Regions from separate parts of the Homo sapiens genome. Here all the other regions are linked to region 1. The links are chromatin loops, found by intact Hi-C in ENCODE. Cell type or tissue: heart right ventricle. All regions are shown on one strand.

Region 1 (8,000 bases):
TCTCTGAGATTAGTAAATGAAGTTGGAGAATAAATAGATGAATCAGAAGTCGGCCTGTGTATGTGTGCTTGTGTATGTGGTGTGTGGTGGTGGTGTGTGTGTGTGTGTATATATGTGTGTGTGTGTTATGGCTTACAAAACAGAAATCTTAGATCTCCTAATGATTGGCCTTCGTGTTTTATACTTTTGTTTTCATGGATCTTTAGCAAATGCGGTTATCAATGGCTATTTGATCTTAAGGAGAAAAAATCAAATTGCAATGTGACACTTTAATAACAAGAATGGAGGTGAACAAAACACCGAAACTAGTGTGTGTGTGTGTGTGTGTGTGTGTGTGTGTGTCGGGGGTTGGGGGGTGGGTATCCACTTTACCTTGAACCTGGGCTGAGATGGTGAGGAAGGATGACCAAAAGGGGTAGAACCTTAAGTAGTATTTAGCCGGATTTGAGTTTACAAAGCTTGTATTGACAGTGAGCCTTTCTCCTTAAAGGAGAGGCTCTATTTCTCTTAAGAGACATAGCCTCTCTTTCAACGGGAGTCTGCTTTTCTTCTGAAACACTTTCATAATTAAGTGACTTTCCTTGCATAGGTGCCTGAGGACAGCTGATTTTTCTCAGAGGATGAAGAAAGTTACATATTGATTGCTGTTGCTCGCGGCATGTTCGTACCAGCGCGGGCAGAAACGGGCTCACGAGCGCCCTCGAATTCACACACACTCACCGAAATACACATCTCAGCCCGTGGAAGCGCATTCACACACACCCACGTACACTCCTCCGCACCTCATTCAGATGGGTCCACGCGGAGTCAGGGCTGCGCTTCCCTTGGCATGGGCGTGTGTGCGGCGAGGGCGTGTGTGCGTGCGTGTGTGAGAGTGTGTGTAGAGAAACCCTTTAGGCAGACCGCAGCTACGTTATTCTGCAAGCATACTGCGATTCCCGATTCCGTGTATGTAGGACCACAAAAAAATTAAATCGCTGTTAAACTTTTTTTTGTAAATTCTCTTTTCCGAAGGAAGGCGCTGGAAGAGCTACTCCCGGTGGTTAAAGGCCCGGGAGACCTGGTGGCGAATCCTGGGGCGCGTCCGCTTTGGCGGAGCGCTGGGCTCCGCTAGCCGGACTGGTTCCCCATCTAACTGATCTAATCAATGACTCCGAAGAGCCGGGGCTCCTGGCCCCGCCCCCGCCATCCTCTTCTCCGCCTCCCATTGGACGCGGGCCGAGAAGGCAGGGCCTTGCTCCTCGCTCGGATTGGCTGACAGGGAATCAGTATCAATGTTTAAGCGGCGGCGTGAGGTGAATAGAGTCAGTCAGCAAGAGACGCTGGGGAGAGAGCAGGGATCGCGAGCCCGGCGGATGCGGCAGCGGCGGAAGGCGGCTGGGGAGACGCTACTCCAACTGTTGAATTGAATTTTCACCTTTCCTTTCATCCGCTGCTTTGCTTGCGGAGATGGATTTATTTGCTTTGAAATCCGCATATCTTTCTCAGACTGTGGGGTGATCCCGGCAGACACCAGACTGAAAGAGACCACCCGTGACAGAAAAGGAGGAATTAAAAAAAAAAAAAACCTCCACAACAGACTGCACAATTAACTGTACACATCGATGTTGGACTTTGTGAATAGAAAAAATTGAGAGGAAAATCTTGAACTATGATGCGAGGCTAAGCTGGGAACAATTACTGGAAACCTGATTTTGTTTTTCCTTTTCCAAGACTCTGAAAAATTTCGGGGTACCTCTCGCCTAACCAAGAGGAAAGGTTTAAAAAAAATAAACAAAATAAATAAACCAATACACCTAGCAAAGCAGACGCCTTGTTTTCCAGAACCTCGGACTCCGGCAGAAAGAGGTAGAGTAAAAGTGCTGCTAGATTCAGCTTCACCTTCTTCCCTCCATCCTTTTCTCTTGCATTTTCTTTTTCCCCAAAAACATGAATCTGGTTTTTCTTTCTATAGACTGAGTCAGAGAAAGCGTTAGGAAGAAGCCGCAACTAATGTCTGTGAAGGGAGGACCATGAGGCGAGAGTGAATACGATTCGTTCCGCTGCTTCTGACTCATCCGGCAGATCGGAACACCTGCATTTCTGGATGTGTCATTCCCGTATGTCGAGGCGCCTCCAGAACCCGAAATAATGTGTAGACAGACCTGTGTCTAACATCCCCTCGGAGGGAGCTCCCCGGGGTAGGAGCCCCTGGCTGGACCGCCGCGGCCGCAGCTCTGCACCCCCTGCCCTCCCTGAGTCGCCCAGAAAAACTGAAAGAGAGACTGCAGAATGCATCACGCCAAACCTTGATGTGTTGCTTTCATCCAGCCCACTCCTCCTACTATAAGAGAAAATTGAAGGAAAAAAAAAAACACGTACTTTATTTGCTTCAAATATTCATCACTTTTATTCCTCGCCAAGGTTTTCTTTTCTAGATGAAGAGGACTGGGAGGCAGGGCTATTGGAAGGAGATGCTGAATAGAAAGAAAAGAGGCACTTGACAGCCCAGCCCTGTGAATGCAGAGACTGTTTCCCTTCTAGCGAGAGACAGGGAGAGTGTGTGTGCAAGGACTGGGAGGGAGGCTCCCCCTTCCTTTTTATTCGGCCTCCCCCCTCCTCCTTTAAATGTGCACGTCCAACCATGAGTTGCCTGTTGATTTCCCTTCGCCTGGGAAGAAAAGCAAACTGGAATTAAACTGCTTGGAGAGAAGTCCTTGCTCGCGGGGAGAGGATGGGATGGTAGCGGAGGCTACTGGCTTGGCGTAGAGAAATCAGAGAGTGTGTTCTACGAACAGAGGCGAAGATTTATCTCTCTACTTCCCCCCTCCCAATAGACTCACACAGCAAATGCTGATCAGGCTGTGGCTTTCTTGATTTCGGGGGAGAGCCTTTTCCGAGGAAGAGAGGGAGGAGCCTGGTGGGGAGAGGAAACTACAAATCGGGACACTAGTTCTTTACGCTGCATTTCCTCCCCTCCCTTTGGCTGCTCGGAAAGGAGAGAGAGGAAAAAAAAAATACGCTTGGCTGGTAGATGCAGTCCGCCGCCGCCGCTGCCTCAGCCAGCAATGCAAGATTAGATCTCTAAATGCAGCAAAACACTGCCTGAAAACAGACCGGCCCGCGCAGCAAGCAGACATTTCACGGTGCGCTGGGGAAGCTTCAAAATATATCTGTGACTCTGTCTTCGTTGCTCTTCATCCCCATCAATTTCATCACGGGAGGCGAGCAGCAAGTAAGAATTTCACTTTCGGATCTGCCTAGAGACACACCTCCCTGCTCCCTCCCCCACTCGATGTGAAGAGTATTCCGGAGTCTCCGGGCGGGAGTAGATTTGCAGCACCCTAGCGGGAGCGAGGAAAACCTACTGATTCTTTAGCTCATTATCATCTCTCCCAGACGAGATTTCCTTCTTATCGCCTGCCTCATCGCTCAAGTTTGAGCCTCCCGAAGTCCGGGCGGGAGAGACGAAACCCCTGGCTCACCCCCAGCCGCAGGAAGCCACCGCCTTGCTCCAAGCCCCTGCAGCTCTGCTGCACCGCAGCTTCTCACCCAGTGCGGATGCTGTAGATCAACAGGTTCAGGGAACTTGAGCAGAATAAGGAGAGACCACCGGGTGCCGCAGCTCGGGTGCAGAGGGAAAAAAGGACCCATAGACTTGTGGCTCGCGTCGCGCGCGCACGCTGCGCCAGGGCCCCAGGCTGGCGCGCACTCCCTCTCTGGCTCCTCCAGTCCGATTGCTCCTGCCCCCACCTTACAGGTCTGGGATGTACCTTTCCATCTGTTGCTGCTTTCTTCTATGGGCCCCTGCCCTCACTCTCAAGAACCTCAACTACTCCGTGCCGGAGGAGCAAGGGGCCGGCACGGTGATCGGGAACATCGGCAGGGATGCTCGACTGCAGCCTGGGCTTCCGCCTGCAGAGCGCGGCGGCGGAGGGCGCAGCAAGTCGGGTAGCTACCGGGTGCTGGAGAACTCCGCACCGCACCTGCTGGACGTGGACGCAGACAGCGGGCTCCTCTACACCAAGCAGCGCATCGACCGCGAGTCCCTGTGCCGCCACAATGCCAAGTGCCAGCTGTCCCTCGAGGTGTTCGCCAACGACAAGGAGATCTGCATGATCAAGGTAGAGATCCAGGACATCAACGACAACGCGCCCTCCTTCTCCTCGGACCAGATCGAAATGGACATCTCGGAGAACGCTGCTCCGGGCACCCGCTTCCCCCTCACCAGCGCACATGACCCCGACGCCGGCGAGAATGGGCTCCGCACCTACCTGCTCACGCGCGACGATCACGGCCTCTTTGGACTGGACGTTAAGTCCCGCGGCGACGGCACCAAGTTCCCAGAACTGGTCATCCAGAAGGCTCTGGACCGCGAGCAACAGAATCACCATACGCTCGTGCTGACTGCCCTGGACGGTGGCGAGCCTCCACGTTCCGCCACCGTACAGATCAACGTGAAGGTGATTGACTCCAACGACAACAGCCCGGTCTTCGAGGCGCCATCCTACTTGGTGGAACTGCCCGAGAACGCTCCGCTGGGTACAGTGGTCATCGATCTGAACGCCACCGACGCCGATGAAGGTCCCAATGGTGAAGTGCTCTACTCTTTCAGCAGCTACGTGCCTGACCGCGTGCGGGAGCTCTTCTCCATCGACCCCAAGACCGGCCTAATCCGTGTGAAGGGCAATCTGGACTATGAGGAAAACGGGATGCTGGAGATTGACGTGCAGGCCCGAGACCTGGGGCCTAACCCTATCCCAGCCCACTGCAAAGTCACGGTCAAGCTCATCGACCGCAACGACAATGCGCCGTCCATCGGTTTCGTCTCCGTGCGCCAGGGGGCGCTGAGCGAGGCCGCCCCTCCCGGCACCGTCATCGCCCTGGTGCGGGTCACTGACCGGGACTCTGGCAAGAACGGACAGCTGCAGTGTCGGGTCCTAGGCGGAGGAGGGACGGGCGGCGGCGGGGGCCTGGGCGGGCCCGGGGGTTCCGTCCCCTTCAAGCTTGAGGAGAACTACGACAACTTCTACACGGTGGTGACTGACCGCCCGCTGGACCGCGAGACACAAGACGAGTACAACGTGACCATCGTGGCGCGGGACGGGGGCTCTCCTCCCCTCAACTCCACCAAGTCGTTCGCGATCAAGATTCTAGACGAGAACGACAACCCGCCTCGGTTCACCAAAGGGCTCTACGTGCTTCAGGTGCACGAGAACAACATCCCGGGAGAGTACCTGGGCTCTGTGCTCGCCCAGGATCCCGACCTGGGCCAGAACGGCACCGTATCCTACTCTATCCTGCCCTCGCACATCGGCGACGTGTCTATCTACACCTATGTGTCTGTGAATCCCACGAACGGGGCCATCTACGCCCTGCGCTCCTTTAACTTCGAGCAGACCAAGGCTTTTGAGTTCAAGGTGCTTGCTAAGGACTCGGGGGCGCCCGCGCACTTGGAGAGCAACGCCACGGTGAGGGTGACAGTGCTAGACGTGAATGACAACGCGCCAGTGATCGTGCTCCCCACGCTGCAGAACGACACCGCGGAGCTGCAGGTGCCGCGCAACGCTGGCCTGGGCTATCTGGTGAGCACTGTGCGCGCCCTAGACAGCGACTTCGGCGAGAGCGGGCGTCTCACCTACGAGATCGTGGACGGCAACGACGACCACCTGTTTGAGATCGACCCGTCCAGCGGCGAGATCCGCACGCTGCACCCTTTCTGGGAGGACGTGACGCCCGTGGTGGAGCTGGTGGTGAAGGTGACCGACCACGGCAAGCCTACCCTGTCCGCAGTGGCCAAGCTCATCATCCGCTCGGTGAGCGGATCCCTTCCCGAGGGGGTACCACGGGTGAATGGCGAGCAGCACCACTGGGACATGTCGCTGCCGCTCATCGTGACTCTGAGCACTATCTCCATCATCCTCCTAGCGGCCATGATCACCATCGCCGTCAAGTGCAAGCGCGAGAACAAGGAGATCCGCACTTACAACTGCCGCATCGCCGAGTACAGCCACCCGCAGCTGGGTGGGGGCAAGGGCAAGAAGAAGAAGATCAACAAAAATGATATCATGCTGGTGCAGAGCGAAGTGGAGGAGAGGAACGCCATGAACGTCATGAACGTGGTGAGCAGCCCCTCCCTGGCCACCTCCCCCATGTACTTCGACTACCAGACCCGCCTGCCCCTCAGCTCGCCCCGGTCGGAGGTGATGTATCTCAAACCGGCCTCCAACAACCTGACTGTCCCTCAGGGGCACGCGGGCTGCCACACCAGCTTCACCGGACAAGGGACTAATGCAAGCGAGACCCCTGCCACTCGGATGTCCATAATTCAGGTAGGAGACTTTTAGCATAACTGGGAGTTCACTTTATTGCTGGTTTTGGAGCTGTCCTGAAACCTTTGGAACAGGGCAAGCCACTCTGCCAGCAGCAGTGAGGGGGAAAAATAATTAAATGAAAACGGTTTACACTTTTGACACTGTGTATACATCATATTCTACATATAACCCCTCCCATGTAAATAGTCTAAACTCTACCAAACGTAAATATCTTACTGTTTCATTTTAAAATTTATTTTTATAGGTTTAAAAATGTTAGCAGTGTTCAATAATAATAGCTTATTTTACTTACTTTTATTTGTTGGTTTACATTTCTTTTCATAAAAAGGAATTCCCAGAGCAGAAAAAAATGTTTTAGTTAATTGTCTTGAAAATATTTTTATTCTGTTTTTTTAAATGATGCCAAAAATGAAAGGAACTTATACCCAACTATTAAGAAGTTAACTTCTTTAAGTACAGAATAACAACCAGTCAGAATTTCAGAGTTCATTCAATTTGAACTAACTTTTCATCCTTAAAAAGTCAGCTTTATATTTTAAAGGTGCTTTAAAGAACATGAATCTCACTTATTCTTCATCATTACATTATGGTAAAACTGCAGCATAATGCATTAATACAGCTTAAGCTTTTCAAATGTGAGTTATACTCTGAAGCACTTTGAAAAGTTTGAATACATGCAGGCTCTGCATAATGACTAGTAACTATCTATGAAAAGTTTGTATTTGTTTTGTCCTGTGGTTACCGTGATCTGTTTCTTGGAGTCACTGAGGAATGAAAGGAATACAGCAGAGGACCAGAGGCTCATTTTGCGCTACTGAAAAAAGGAGGCAAAGTTACACTGAAGGCACTTGATGTGCCAAAATGAATTCATGATGCATTTAGTTTGCATAGTGTGTATATTAAGTATATCTAAGTGATATTTAATATATATAAGATAGTATGCTTCAAAGTTATTGATAATACCACAAAACTAAATGACTGACCCAGCTTGGACATAGATTCTAACAGCAGCAGGTGACTATACCATGTCTAGTCATTGTCTTGTTTCTTTTACCTACTATTGAGTTGTGTCACAGAAAAACTTCATTCTTGCTTATTATAATTGTATGTTGCAACAAATTACTCTGGATGAGCAGTATGTGGAATTCAAAATTGAGCTTAACTGAAAGTGACACCGCAAGAGGAAGATTAGTTTGGGGCAAGTGGAAATAATTTGTTCATAATGTTATGCTTTGAAAAGCAAATAACTTTTGATGACACTGGACTCAATAATGTTTTTATTGTTAAAATGGAGCAGTAATATTTCATAATCTTATTCTTTCTAACATAATAAGTATACCAAATACTAATACTTAGCAAAATATATTTTCCTATAATAGTATAATGTCCTTGTAAAACAATCTCACACTTGACACTACTAAATATTAAAATATCAATTGTAGTATTAAATCTCACTTCTAATAGTGTTTACTATACATCAGTAATCATAATTTTTTAAGGTCTATATAAAACTGAAAAAGAAATTCTCCACTTTAAAAAAATGTGGTTTCTATGAAAGTATTTCTGTGACTGTGTAAAACTGGTATTTATGATAATCAATACGTATTTAGAAGGAAATATTAAAACACATATTTAAAGATTTGCTACAGTCATTTTATAAATACACATATGTTAAATACCTTTCTT
Region 2 (8,000 bases), 170 kb after region 1:
AGTGAAAACTATTATTTGTCTGGCACGGGTTGGGTTCTCGTATCTTGGATCTTTTTCTATAAAATAGAAACCGTGAGAACTACTGTTGTCTTATTCTATGGATGAAGACACATAGGCAAAGATTTTGCAATTTCACCCATATCTTCTGGAATATAAAATGCTTCTACCCTTAATTTTTATTCAGAGATGAATTCTAAATTAGTCAATGCAATTATAAGAGGTGGGGACTTTAAGGAGTTTAATCTAATCATGTACTTTGAAAGATGTAACAAGTGCAACTAAAAGGAAGATTTTCTAGTCAACCTCTACTCCTGGTACCAAGCTTATGTTTATGAAATTCTTATGTGATTCTTATTCATGATTTTGGATATTTCCACAAGGTGGAACATTTTTCTTTTAAACTCTTTTGCAGTGTCTTTAAGTAGCGTAGGGTTAGAAGTAAAATAAGTAAATAATTTTAGTTTTTCTTTTATCTCTAATTACAGGGCTTGGATGAGGGCCCAGTTTTCATTTCCTCACATCTAATAAAGCTTCTGGATGATAGTGACAAAATAAAAGTGATCTAAATGGCCGGGCGCAGTGGCTCATGCCTGTAATGCCAGCACTTTGGGAGGCCGAGGGGGGTGGATCACGAGGTCAGGAGATGGAGACCATCCTGGCTAACACAGTGAAACCCCGTCTGTACTAAAAATACAAAAAATTAGCCGGGTGTGGTGGCAGGCGCCTATAGTCCCAGCTACTCGGGAGGCTGAGGCAGGAGAATGGCGTGAACCCGGGAGGTGGAGTTTGCAGTGAGCCGAGATGGCGCCACTGCACTCCAGCCTGGGCGGCAGAGCTAGACTCAGTCTCAAAAAAAAAAAAAAAAAAAAGAAAAAGAAAAAAAGAAAAGTGATCTAAACAAGAAAGATGCTACCACAATGTGGAAAAAACTTTGCTTTATACAAGTAGTTGTCCAAATGGAGTCATTAGAGCTGTGCTGGAAACCTCAGTGTCCACACTTACATTGCTGTTCAGCTTCGTATAAGTAATTAAGTCACATTCATATCTACCACTCACATTTTTCCATAATATGTTATGGAAAAAAATCATTTTTGTCGTGATATACTTTGCTGGAAATTTCAGGGTTAAGAATTTATAATAATTTTAAAAAATTTAAATACCAAATACGTAAAAAATTGTAAAATTTGTTTTTAAGTTAATATTTAAATGAACATGTTTATGCACATGTATTCTTCCTTCAGGATTATTTCTTTGAGCAAAATCTCAAAGGACTAATTACTGACTCAAAGGTTATAGACTTTACTAAAATCAACTTTAAATTTTTTCCTAATTATAAAGAAATTTAAAAAGTTATTTTAGACAATTAGAAAATACACATGATATAAATAGAAAGATCATCCCACATTACAGTAAACATAATTAGTCACTATTAAAATTTTAGCATAGATGTGTGTACTCTTATTACTCTGTGTGTGAGTGCATATATTTGAAACATCTACTGTATTAGTACTTTACATATGGTTGTATATTGTGTCTTTTTCATTTAACATTTTAGCATTAGCTTTTTCTTGGGACACTAAAAATATTACAAAATAATAATTTTTAATATCTCTGCAATATCCTTTTGAAAAGATTGTACAGAATTTCTCTCCTTTAGCCATTTTACCATCATTAATACTTAAATTCAAACTTGTGCTTATATGAAAGTAATGCTGTGATAAATATAATTGGTGAATATTTAAGTTACATTTTAAACAGATTAAATTACCAGATCAAAATCTCCTGTTTTTTTAAACATTGCCAGGTTGCTCTCCATAAAGGCTGTACTAATTTACACTCCCAATTAGAGTGCATGAGAGTGCCTATTTTACTGTCAGCTTAAAGACTTAAGTGAGTTTTAAAACATCAATTTTATTTGGCATAAATGATTTCTTATTGTTTTTACTTGTCTTCATCATGAATCAATTTGTTCAGATGAATATTGGCTATTGTCTTGCCAAGTATCTATTGGGACTTTGTAGTTTTTAAAAAGTGACTGGTAAGAATTTATTACAATTTAAATGTGTTAATGCTTTTCAAATATGCTCAAGTTATTTTTCCATCCTTTGTTTTCATCCATAATACCCAATTATTTATATGATTATTTGTTTATTTATTGTAAAATCTTTGACTAAAAAAAACTGAAAAGAAGTTTGGAAAAAATAGAAAAAATTCAGAGGGATTGGTGCTTTGGTGTCATTTTGTAGACAGATTGATTCAGAAAGGACCATTGACTGGAGGGAATTACCTGAATGAAATGAGCATCTTCCCTAAGTTGAAGTGACTACCTTGTAGCTTCTGCCTGTTTCCTTTCTTTCTTTTTTCAGTAGTAACACCCAATTACTGTCACTAATTAAAACTGTTTTCTACCTATTTGTTTTTGCTGTAGTTTTAAATAGGAATTATGGATTTTGTAATTTATCAAATGCATTTTTGGCATTTCTGGAGAAGACCATATGCTTTGTTTCACGTTTGACTTACTGGCATGATGAATCACAGGACTATATTTTCTAGAATAAAATTAACACTTGACATAAATTCTTTGTGGTTATAATTTTTACCTTTTGGCTGGATTTGCGTGTAGTTTATTGAGAATATTGGTGAAATTAGTGAAGTTAGTCTGTTTTGTTTTGCACTGTTTTTGCATACAGTAGCTTTATAAAATATACTGGAAACTTTGTAGCTTTTCCTTTGAGTTTAGAGAAAGTAAAACTTAGCAGATTAATGGAAATTTAACAAAGATCTTATGTAATACTTCATGGAACTAGAATTTTCTATTTTATAGCATATTTATATCTTTCATAACTAATAATCTCTTGGTTTTACAGTATTTCATCTGTAAATTTTAAAATTTATTCTCAACAGAAAATAGTCTATTTTATTGTGGTTTAAAAATATTTTATTGTGGTTTAAAAATGTTAGTATAAATTTTCTAGAGTCACATCTAAAAGTTTTTAGTATTTTTTGCTCATTGTTCATTTTTGTGTGCTTTCTCTATTTCCTTATCTAACTATAATTTTAATCATTTTTATATAAAATATTTTGCTCTGGGGCATTTTACATTTTATAATTTATTTTAATTTTATACTTTTTAATTTTATAATTAAAATATATAATATAAAATATATATTATATAGAATTTATATATAATATATTATATATTATATAATATATAATATATAATATATAAATTCTATATATAATATATTATTATAATATATATAATATATAATATATAAATTCTATATAATATATAATATATAAATTCTATATAATATATATTATATATAATTTATATATAAAGATATAAATAAAATTAAAATATATCAATAAAATATTGTTACATATTATATTATTATATTATATATTATATAAAATATATACTTTATAAATATAGAAAATAACAAATATAAAATAAAATATAAAATTGTAATTAAAATTTAATTTTATAATTTTATAAATTTAATTTATATAATATTTTAATTTTATAATTTATCTCTATATTTATCATCATAGTTTTTTCCTCCTTTTCTTAAACTTGCTATATTTTTTCTTCATAGTTAAATGACAAATTAATATACACAATTATTTTATTTACAAATTAAAACAACTACAAGGTAATTACTTTCTGTTGAATATACCTTTAGCCATAACTTAACACGTCGTGAAATGCAAAGCAATAGATAATTGTTTTCTGCATATTTTTAATAAAAATATTTATTTCTTTGGTCAACTTTATTTTAAAACTAGCATTTTATTTTTTCATTTTAGTTTTAAAAAGAGAAAGTACTTTACAATTACAGTCATCATTAATTTGATTTTATTTAGTTTTTATTTACTCTTTTCTGTTTTATTAGTTAGAGTAATGCTGGCTGCTATAATCAGCAAGTATCCAAATTTCATTATATATCTCAATAAAATTTTAACCTCTCACCTAATAGTACATTGTGGGTTAATGATTGAACTTTCTCCACTTTGTGATTCAGGGACAGGCTTATTCCTTTTTCTTTCTTCAGTGACTAAGACCTCAGAATTATTGTCTTCCATCTTTTATTTCTGATATGCCATTAATATATATCTCATTTTTGTACCAGTTTTATTTCAAACTATTTTATGTTCCTAAATTTGTAATCCTTTTTTATAAAGTATCATATTTAAAACTTTTATTATAAAAATAATGCCACCACCAAATCCTGTAACAGAAATATATACATGCAAACCTGGGCTTCATTTACCATGTATAAAATTTTATCCCTTACTAAATTTAAGCTCCTTATTTTAATCTCAAATGTCCTGCTGTTTCAGAAGCATTACTCTAGAAGGACCTCAAGGATCTACTCCACTCTTATCCTCAACCTTGAAGAGAAAAAAAGTTACTATGGATTAATTTAAGACCAACAAGACTATTGAGCTATATGCAATATTTTGGGTTGGAGTTTTCTGTGTGGAGAAAAAAGGGGCTAAAATTTCTTATATCCTATGCCATGGATTCGATGGATTTCTCTCTTTTGCATAATCTCTTTGATATCTCTGATTGGATTCTCAACACTTTTTGAAATCTACTCTTTGATTTTTCTCTTGGATACTCTTTCTTTCAAAACCTTACTTGGTTTGTGCTACAAGACGCTGTTAAAGCTGTCTGTAATTTTGGAGGGAATCTCATTTTCAGGCCAAGGAATAAGTAGAACAGGTTCCAGAATTAAGACAGTTCATCTAGACAGCTCACATCTGGACATGACTATTCATGAGGCCAGGCTTGTTAAAGAAATTTAAAATTCATACTAATATGTAATGTTTGTCTAACCTTATCATCTATATTAACCTCTTACAAGGCTGATCTCCCCCATCCTGTTTACTTATTTTGTGTTACTTGTTCTCAAAATAATATTAGTGAAATTTTATCTGTCTACCTCACTCTCCATCAGGTGAAACTTAAAGCCACTTCTCCAGTATTTAACATTAAGGACTATGTGTACGGTCAATATTCAGTTCAAGAAACTTAGCAGTGGGAAAAAGTATCCTGATATCACAAGATACATTTATTCTAGTATTATTATGGCAGTGATGCTGTGAAGTCTATTTTATTTAAAAAAAACATTTTTCTTTTTAGTGTAGGCTTTTCTATATAAGCAGACTTTTTTCCTAGTGTCACTTCCTTCTGTGTAACAGAAGCAATAACTCAGAGAAAGGATCCACCACCTGATGACTGTCCCTTCATGTGGTTGATATAGATTTTGAGAAGCCTACAAAAGCTCTTTACAAATGCTGTTTTTCTTACTGGGAAACGGATTCCAGGTGGAGAGCCTATTTGTCCGATGACTGTCCCAATTTCAGTCACTTATGTCACTACATTGGGAAAGGGGGCTGATAGAAATCTGCTTCACTTTTCCTTAGAAAACTCCTTATAGATTTCCATTTAAGAATTATAAAATAATATATGTTAAAGATGTAAGTAATTTTTAGTTCACATTTAAAAAAATTACTAATCTTATTTTTAGGCACTTGTTCAGCACAGCACAGTCATCCTTTGGTATTTTTTTCTTATTCCTCTGAGACTTATGTCTATTTCTGATTCTGTTCCCTAAGCCCTCTGTGAGAATAGAAAGGCAATGAACTCATTTGATTTTTGTTTTAGCGGTGCCTGTCTTTTCAGTCAGTAAATTGCTCTGGCCATCTGTGAGAAACTCTACTCTCTCTGTCGCTGACCTTTTGTTCCTTTCATGTTTGAAAAACGTCTTATTATTTATCTTAACATCTTCTGCAGCCTTCCTTACATTTGTCACCTTTCCTTTTCTTATCATATTTTTCTTTTACATTGCAAGCTCTGAAATCATTTTTAGATTCATAGATTTTGCATGCAATTTTCTTTCCCTGATACTCCTTTTTTTCGCATTTCGTATAGGTAGTGCAAAAATTGTCTTACTGTCTTCATGTTCCTATGCAATGCATTTACTATAGTCATTCAATACAATAAATGTAAAATGCTTAGTTACTTTTAGTTGTTTCTTATTTCTATCTTAAATTTTAAAATGAAGTGGTAAAAACAGTATTCACTTAATCATTCATTAATCACATTTATACAAAATACCTATGGTGCTTTGATGCTTGTAATCTGTCTTAAGTAAGTTCAACTTAAGGAAAAGTATATACTTTTCCTGGTTCTTAATACAGCGTGTTTGATTTTTTTTTCCTTCCGTTTATTCTTCTGGGGTGTATATAATGCTCACAAATATGTCAACACGTAGGCCCACACAGGGCAAAGGTCACTATGTGAAACTCTACTCCTTTTAGTATACATCGTTGTCCAAAATTATGAATGACGTATTTTCTTAAAACATCCAAATATTTTATCAATAGTATCTGTTTATCCAAGGAATGTTTATTCAATGAGAAAGACCCTGTAATAACTATCCACATGACCATGCATTTTTGTAGTACATGAAAGCTGCCTTGATTGAGGCAGGACTTGGGAGAACCAGGTTCTCTATTACCTTCAGCCATGCAGAAAAGCTTCAGTCACCCTGAGATATATGAACTCTGAAATGTATAATGTTTAAAAATGTTTACGTGGTATAATGATTTTAGAAAATTAAGACCAAGTTAGCAAACCGTGAGTTTTAAGTCAAGTAAAATTGTCTTTAATTTCCCTTAAAATAAACAAACAAACAAACAAAAAACCTTGATATTTACTGGGTGCTTACTGTGTGCCAGGTGCTGTTATAAGAATTTACATGAATTAATTTGTATAATCTTTAATAATAAAACTTATAAGGGAGGTACATTACTGGCTCCATTTTATGTATGAAGAAACTAAGAAAAAGAGAGTACAGGTAACTTCTGCAAGCTCACATAAGGAATAAATGGTAGTGATGAATTTGAACCTGGAATGTCCTGCTCTAGAGTTCAAGCTCTTACTCACTATGCCATATCTGGATTCCTCTATCTATTTAATCTTTCTATCACCGATTATCTATCAATTAATTACCGATATAAATAATCTAAATGCACACATTGTATAACCCGAGGATTGAAAATTAGTATAAAAATACATGGCAATAATAAATAACACTGCCATATTGCAGCCTGGTTACAGAGTTTTTCGACATTTCATTTTAATACTTTTTAACAGTTGCTCTGGGAATTAAAATATGCATTCTTAACTTATCACAGTCTATCAGGTTTAATATTGCACCATTACCTATTTCAGTCTTTATATATCACATCACAAATGTGGAAACCTTCTAGATATGTTATAACCACCTTATAATGATACTATTTTTTGTTCTAAACAGATATTTATCATTTAAGAAAATTATGAATGAAACAAAATAGTCTTCAATATTTATCCACATTTCTATTTTTTTGTTTTGTCTCTTCCTTTGATAGACTTGAGATGTGATCTGTTGTCATTTGTCTTAGACTAAGGACATTAGTATCTTTTGTAGTGCAGGTTTCTGACAATAAAATACCTCTGTTCGTTCTCTAAAAATGTCTATTACACAATCTTTTTGATGTGTGTTTACATAACACATAGATTTCTGAGTACTCTTTTTTTTAGTGTTTAAATACCATAGATATGTATTTTTATCTTTTGGCTTCTATTGTTTCTGGTAAGTTTGTCATAATTAATATAATTATCCTTTATATATATAGTTATTTCTTCTGAAATATATTCTTCTTATATATTCTTCTTATATATATTGTTCTTTCTTTGCTTTTGATTTTCAGTATTTTTGCTATGATATGCCTTAATGCAGTTTGCTTTGTATTTATTCTGATTTAGTTTCAGGAAGAGACAAGTGATTGTTTTCTCACCAAATTTTTGGAAAATTGTAAACCATTGTTTCATCTTATGTTTTTTTCTACCATGTTATTTCTCTCTCTTTTGGTGCTTCCCAAATCAAGCATATGTTAGACTTTTTGTCCCTTAGGCCATTTTAGTTTTTTAGATTTTCTTGTCT
Region 3 (8,000 bases), 1.7 Mb after region 1:
ATTTGTTGAATGATTAAATCCTATTCTTTGAAGTGTCAGGCTGTCCTTAGAGAGATTTAATTCAAAGGTTCTGGAAAATAAGATAGAATTTCATATATGAAATGGTTTTTAAAAATCGAGGTGGTAGAACACCTAAGATAATCCCTTTAGGATAATTTCAAGTTATATTTCCTTAGTTAATGGCTATTAATCCTTAAAAATCAATGCAAGCACCATCTCCACTGAAAAGCCTGTCTTCACTCCCAGTCTAAGTATTCAACACACACACACACACACACACACACACACACCCCTGAACTTCTGTGGCTCTATGGGAATATTTCTTTCATAGCACTCTTCTCACTGTTTTGAAATACACTGAGATCCTTTCCACAGTCTCTAAGTTCCGTTAGGATAGCAACATTGTCTTATTCTTCTAATGATTGCTAATTCCTAACATAGTATTTGGCACTTAGTAGATGCTAAATAAGTTTTCGTCGAAATGACCTGAATCTTTGAAGACTTTCAGAGATAGTATCAATTTTATAACCTGATTTACTCATGCATTAGCTTTCAGCTGGTTTTTCAGCTAATCCCTGTTCATACCTGGAAGGAATGATAACATATCATTTCATAATAACTTTCTGGACCACTTTCAAGGTACCAGATTAATTTTAAAAGAATTCTGATCAATACTAGTTTAAATTAGGTATCAGAAAATCCAATGCATACATAAGTGTTTGCTGTATTTATATAAAGCTAAACTCAACAGTTTCTTCCATTTCCTTTCTTTCATTTAGCATGACATTTTAGCTGATATTCCTGAACTGCTGGATAGAGCAAATACATTTCTATTACAGCCAGTATTTTCCCATGGGATTCTGCCAACAGGTGCTCCAGCTTCTTAATTATCTGTACACTTTCCCTTTACTTTTTAATTACTAAAACAAGAGAATTTACTGCAATTGCTGAAAAGGCCAGATCTATTTAAATAAATAAGGCTATTCTGGATTACATACAGAATTAAATTAGGGGACCAACTGTTCCCCAACATTATATGATATATGGTCAACAGACAGCATCCTGGTGTTTTCTTTCCTGTACCTTCACTCAGCTTTGAAATTTTGGGGAAAAAGATATTTCAGGGCAATATCTTTATATTCACAACTCTCAATATTCCAAACACAGAAGGAAAACCTCACTCTTAAGAAAACCTAGCTTAATTTTCCCCCTTCCAAAATTACATACCAGCATAAGTCCATATATTCCAGATAACTTTCTTTGGTAAACATATAACTGTGTTATCCATCTGTGCAACCTCCATATATCTTTAAAACACCGCAATCCACAGAAAACTGTCTTTAAAAACAAACAATGTGAAAAGTATACAAATGTTTGATTTATTTTTCTGAAGAGAGACCTTCCCAGGAAAAAAGTTTACTGCAATATATTCAAGGTATGTGGTTTGTCTTGGGTGAAGAGTGGTGAGGGTGAACAGGGAGTCATTTTTCTGCAGTCTTCACTGTTATAGTTCTAGTCATATTTCCAAAAATGTTTATGATTTTCGAAGTTTTTTAAAAAAAGTTAGATTTGCCATGTACAAATCCTGAACTCCTCTGATGTTGCTTCATTCTTCTTTTTCCAGTAATTTTATATGTTGCTTTACATACACATGTGCAGAAGGAACACGTAAAATGCAGGTAAAAAATCTGCATTATTTCGACATATGGTTCTGGCAAAACTTTTTAAAAGCTTACTTTATTTGTCTGACTGATTTCAACTGTATTCATCACCTCCTGTTATTTTCCCTTCCCCCAAATCTCTTGCCTCAACAGAATTAACATTCTTATATGTTCTGTTTCCAAAGAACAAACTAAAGAAGCATCCCAACCATTATTGCTCTGCAGCGGCCCCTGCTGGTAAAAGACACTATACAATTTGTCCTTTGTCAGCTCTGCTTGTCAAGCCTGAATTTCCAAGGAACCATGCCACAGTCTAGCCACAATCAACCTGCAGCTTCAGCAGGTCCTAGAATGGGGCTGCTTAACCATCTGCAGGGCAGCAACTATTGCTTGTTTTCAGTGTGGAAAGAGAATGCCAGAGGAATACATATTTTGTATGAGTCTTTATTTTCCTTGTTTCTAGAACACATAAGAAAAAAAGGGATTTGAAACTGACTAAAATGATAAAAGGAAATCAATGCAGCAAAACATAGACCACCTGAAAATCTTCAGTTGAAGTACAAGTTGTGGCATGATGTCAAAGAGGCATTCTTTTCACGGAGAAGGCATATTAAATTATGCTAGTGCTGACTGCGCCTCCAAGGACTGTTGATAGATGCTTACAACAAGAAAATCTTCCTTTCTGGTTGACCTTAAAAGCTGTCTTACCCCAGGCCTTAAACGTTTCAATGTGAACATAAAACATTTTTTTCATTGATCTTATAAAAAAAATTTTCAACTTGTTCTCCTTAGTTGTTGCTTATCATCTGCCTATGCATATGGAAAGATATATATGTATATATATAGAGATGTACAGATATATTAATTCTCAGCTAAAGAATAAATACATTTATCATTCAGAATGACAGAACCAGAGTGGAAAATACCCAGGTGATTGCAATTTGTTTTGCCACGCACCCATGAAAACTCCCCGTAGTGAAAAGAAAATAGAGCAGTCAGGTTATCATAATAGAATGTATCTATTTTTCTCACGTTTATCATTGTATTTAAGCCAATCTTCTCAAACGCAGCAAAATGTGTACATTTTTAATAAGGATACTATTCCCCCAGGATTGAGCTGAATGGGGGGAAAAAGGCTGCAGAACTAATCTGCATGAACCTGAGTTGCGTAATAGGGGAAAACAAGACTTTGGGAGAAATAAAAGAGACAAGAACAATGGGAGACAGGAAACAGGACACAGAAGACAATTTGATTTGAAGATTTGGAGTATGTGCCTATTTTGGTTTCAGGAAATGTGTCTTTAAAAGGAAGGGAGAATATGCCTAAAACAATGGAAGATCCATTATTTTTTGTATACAATCTCAACAGAAATAACATGCCTTCAAAAGAGTAGCCTCAGGGTAACTTCTAATTCCTGTTTGATGAATATTATAATTTTATTTAATAGCAAATGGTACCACTAGATATGTCAGCTACCAAACGACTATTAACCAAGCCAGGTATTCCAGGTAGATTAGGCTGTGATTTTTGCAGGCTTCTCACTTAGCAACATCACGCAATGGGCAAGCCAAGGTACCAGAGGCCACCAAAGCATGGCTAGAGTAGTGCCTATTTTAATGAAACAGAATCATCCAAGTACTTTTGTTTTCCTATTCGAAAACCAAATTTGGCCTCAAAGAGCCATCTGATATAACAAAGCAGCACAACCCAGGCTGATAGAATGATAGCCTCTTCGGCAAAGCTGCTAAATAGTTGTACCTTTCAAAGCAAATGAAGACAAAGAAACCCAAACCAGACACTGTATGTTCCCTCAGTAGAAAAGATAAACTTTCACGTTGTGACAAGGAATTCTGACATATGGCAAACCTTGACAAAGCATCAGGGTACAGATGAGAAACTGTTAAGTCATCTGACCTTTGTCTGTACTCTGTTTGGCAGACACTCACAAAAATACTACCCAAGAAATATCACTTCCATAAAGCAATGCAAAAAAGTCACTAATGTATTATCAGATCTGGCAAGAAGAATGCTCTAGAATTTATTCACTGTTAATGAATTAACAATAGTAGGAGTATATTTATATGCTTTTGTGCAAAAAAAAAAAAAAAAAGACAGTAAGGTTTCATTATGCCAATGGGTATATGCTCCTTTGACAACCTTTGTGGCAGCGATTATAAAAGCAGAATCTTGGGGGGAAATGTCATGAGGGCTCAGCTTATTAAATTTTGTAAATCATAAGGCTTGTCCGTGAATGCGGAGCACTGCAGCTGATTTAGTCGTTGGCCTAGAAACTCCGCTGTTAGGACCATTAAACAGGTCCAGAGTTTAAGTTGCACTGTAAATTACACTCAAAAGAAACAGGCAGAGACTTTCGCCTTCATGTTTTCTGTCTGTGAACACTGTCACCGCAGCAGCCCTGTGAGATGGTGTCAGAATTTTACAATGATGCATCAAACTAGTGCACCTCGATTGAGCCCGCCTGAGACTATTGCAGAGTTCTGTTGTGAATTTAAATATAAAAAATAGAGAACCAAATTAAATTAGGCTTTTTCTATTTGAAAAATCTTCACAGCTGGAAGAGATACAACCAATATTCTTTTTAGGTTATGCCAGCTTTTACAGTCACTTTCAACAAATAGCTATCATTAAAAATAGCAAGGACGATGCAGTTGATCGTTTAAAAATAAAGGGTTGTCATTTTGATTTTTTTCTTAAAAGAAATAATGAATTGCCTATAGCTACCATGACTGAAACACCCCTTTAGAGGCTACAAATAAATGAAGCCATAAGGAAAGCAAAGTCATATGTCAAAGAAATCTGATCCAATTAATCATTCTTTGTAGCAGTTCTGTCATGAAACTTTCTAATGTTTTGTTTCTATTGAGATGTAAACTTCTAGCTGGTAATTTGGAGCCTACTCAGTTATTTAATGTTCTGTTAATTTTTTAAAATGAAGTTGTTTCATACAAGACTAAGTTTTGAAAGTTTCTAGTGGCCAAGTTACAAATAGTCAATTATTTCATAAGAACTGGGAAAGGAATTATTTTCTAAAATATACCAACTAAAGGAAAATAGTTTGAGGTATGAAATATAACATTATTGTGCTTATATTTTGAAAAAAGTGTGGCATTCTATAAGTGTTGCATAGTTGTAATATTTAACTGGCTGAAAATAAATATCAAAATGACCCCTATTATACTTATATAATCTGAGGATATGTGTTTACATTTTCACAAAAAGAAAACGTTTCTATTCAAAATCACTTCTAAAATGACGCCCTAAATATAGTAAACATTCAATAAATGTTGGTTGATGATAAGTCCAATTCTGCCCATTCTATAGAGTTTTGTAAGCATAAAATCTTCATTTTGTTCTCCATGGTAAATTCACCTAAGCCAATTGCCACTGGTAATTTATTAATATATCTACAAAGCCCTCTTCAAGGCAAAAGAAAATTAATGTCAATCATTGATTGAGTGCTTCCCACTGTTCCCCAAGATCCTGTATACCCAGTACTTTATGACATAACGAAACAGAATGCAGCTTGCTGAAATTGATTACAAACTTTTTCCCACTTGGACATTTTTTATGTTAAGACACAAGAATCCAATTTGGAAGATATGATTAAAATGTGGTATGATATCAATAGAAGAAGGAAAGGGCGGAAGTCAATACTGTGAGGGCTAATAAAGACAAATGTACTGTGATTCACCAGGGAAGAAATAATGGATGAAAAATTGAATATGATTCAGCAGTGTAACACTGTCACCAAAAGGCAAATGCTATATCGGATTGCATTCATAGACATATCATGAAAAACAAGCAAGGTAATTTTTCAGCAGCAGCATTTCTTAACCCTATTGGTTAGGCCAAAGTTGGAAAAGTGCAGCACTTTGGGCCACAATCATTACACAGAAAGTTACACAGAGTTTACAGGAGAACAAAAAAACAAGCACAAAGAAAAATAAATAAATAAGTACATGTCGATAGAAGATAGCTAGATGGACAAAAGAAACTATCAAGCACAAGTCTTAGAAAATCAGACTTGCTTTCAGAGATCAAGAGAAGTCAGTTGACGTTCAGCCTAAAAGCAAAGCCAAGTAAGGGAGGAAATAAAGATGCATAAAGGGAACAAGGTCTCAAAAGAAGCGGCTGCTTTCATTAGGCAGCAACAGGACCAGCAACACATGGATGCCAGTTGTTTCCTATCATGATTTACATTAAAGATAAAGAACAATCTCTAGCATATAGACAAGCAATGGTATGTCTGGGATATCAGTTGCCGGATATACTTAAAAGAATAAGTATACTCGATCTTTCAAAAGTGGATTAATGAGTACATGGCTAAAGAAACCTTCAAATATTTATAGCTATTTTCCGGTCTATACAATAGGATACCCAGTCAGATCACTAAAAGAGCAAAACGGAAAAACAAACAAACAAAAATCTGGGGAAATTGAGCTTGAAATTATAGACTCCAGGAGTCAAAGAATCTCTACTTTATCAAAAATAAATTATCTTAGAATAAAAAGATAGGAAAAATATTTGCTAATTGTATCAAGAACTTACTATATACCAGGCAGTGTCCTGTATTTTTCACCTATAAACTCCCATTTGGTACTTAAACCATCTTAAGAGCTATATACTAACTCCATGAGAAACTGAGATCTAGAATTGGTAAGCAGTTTTGCCCATAAGTTCCCACAATCAGGATTTTGAACTCTAGCGGTCTAGTTGCAGGGCTTTCGTAGGCTGTCCTGCCTTTCAGTTCCCAAGGAATATACCACAGAGTCTGATGGAACTAAATAGCATGGGCTAGGATGATAGCTAAAGCATGTATCAGTAGATAATGGCAGTTGATGAGTAAAGAAATAGCCTTATGAGGCAAAAGGAGAAAATTAGAATAGGAGTAAGGAAAGCTTTATTTCTTAATGCATGGCAATAATATTAGAAAACATATTGTGAAAGAGTAAGGAACATTCTTTCTGGTGGCTTTCTAAAATTCTAAATAGTTCAGATTTTCATTTTGCTGTGATGATTTTGTGAAACTTTTTCTGAATGTAGAGTATTAAGTTATTCAAACTCTTATAGCATATGATTTACATAAATCATAACATTGCTTTGGAAACATCACACTAGGGCCTTCAAAGAGAATATTTAAGTTGTCTAATATAGATTAATTTAATATTTAATTTCTATCTAATATAGATTAATCTCATTAATAGGGGCAACTGGCTACAAAAATCACATCCTCAAATTTTGCATCTCTTGAGTCCCAGAGAAAGAAGAAGCAGTTAGAAATGGGAATTGAGAAGCACCAAAACATGTTCAGGATTATGACAATTACCTAAATCGTATCACTACGGTATAAGCACACTCAATTTAGAGACATTATTCAAAGATGCATTCATAATATAAGAAAGAAGGTCTAGTTGACAAACAGATATTGCATTTATATTGCTTCTTATAAAAATAGAAGGATTATAACTATCATAATTTTCTCTTGCCCTTATAGCTTCCAGGTATTCCAATGCCTTGGTATTCTGTTTCTCTTATTAATATTTTTCCCCTCACCTGAGCTGGTATCATTGAAAGCATATTTTATTTCTGGCCAAAATAATGGGTACAAATGACAAAACCATGATCTTAGAGTTGATATAGGACTCGGTCCTTCAATTCTCATCTGTTACCACTTTGAACATGTTCACAATAGCACAAGCCTACTGGCGATCTTTCCCCACCTGTCCATTATTCTGTTCCTCCCCACTATCCAGGGACCTTTAATGACCTTCCCAACAACATGATGTTCCTTCATAATGTGTTCATTTATCTGTCCCTTGTGGATAAAACTGCATAGATAAATGGTCACGCCCTTTCTGCTCAAGGAATTATCTCATTAAAACTGCTATGTTGGAGATGAAAACTTTTGTCCAATACAATTTTTATCTCTCACATGTAATACTGGTGAATTTGTTAACTTAATACTAGATCATAAAAATAAATAAAGTGGCCTGGTGCGGTGACTCAGGCCTGTAATCCCAGCACTTTGGGAGGCCAAGGAGGGTGGATCACAAGGTCAGGATATTGAGACCACCCTGGCCAACATGGTGAAACACCGTCTCTACTAAAAACACAAAAATTAGCTGGATGTGTTGGCGCATGCCTGTAATCCCAGCTACTCAGGAGGCTGAGGCAGGAGCACTGCTTGAACCAGGCAGTCAGAGGTTGCAGCGATCTGAGATTGCACCACGGCACTCCAGCCTGGTGACAGAGCAAGACTCTGTCTCAAAAAATATAAATAAATAAATAAATAAATAAATAAATAAATAAAGTGGATA

What was found. Hi-C counts contacts between places; a loop is a spot of excess contacts. Peaks named below come from ENCODE experiments on the same cell type or tissue, not always from the same donor. Only the 100,000 strongest peaks of a DNase experiment are listed, where the experiment ranks them.
Region 2: it touches region 1 in a loop (11-fold over the local background); 4 of 110 quality-filtered maps call a loop at or near these places.
Region 3: it touches region 1 in a loop (17-fold over the local background); 18 of 110 quality-filtered maps call a loop at or near these places.

Annotation. Positions count from the first base shown.
Region 1 is chr13:57,628,801-57,636,800 of GRCh38, forward strand. It overlaps PCDH17 (protocadherin 17), which reads left to right and starts at 2,944. Exons shown (of 4, transcript NM_001040429.3): 1 at 2,944-6,311. The coding sequence starts at 3,747. RefSeq lists enhancers at 907-1,492, 3,451-4,130. In heart right ventricle, CTCF peaks have their summits at 930, 4,812 (motif pointing right), 5,017 and 5,906; DNase peaks (open chromatin) are centred at 1,231, 3,081, 3,091, 4,831 and 5 weaker places; H3K4me3 peaks cover 7,593 bases; H3K27ac peaks cover 6,595 bases; H3K27me3 peaks cover 4,615 bases.
Region 2 is chr13:57,794,211-57,802,210 of GRCh38, forward strand. No RefSeq gene overlaps it. Among named protein-coding and RNA genes, the nearest start is that of PCDH17, 170 kb to the left of the region's middle. In heart right ventricle, no CTCF peak of the experiment used is centred here; no DNase peak of the experiment used is centred here.
Region 3 is chr13:59,316,627-59,324,626 of GRCh38, forward strand. No RefSeq gene overlaps it. Among named protein-coding and RNA genes, the nearest start is that of DIAPH3-AS1, 690 kb to the right of the region's middle. In heart right ventricle, CTCF peaks have their summits at 1,906 (motif pointing left) and 2,105; a DNase peak (open chromatin) is centred at 1,905; H3K27ac peaks cover 2,562 bases.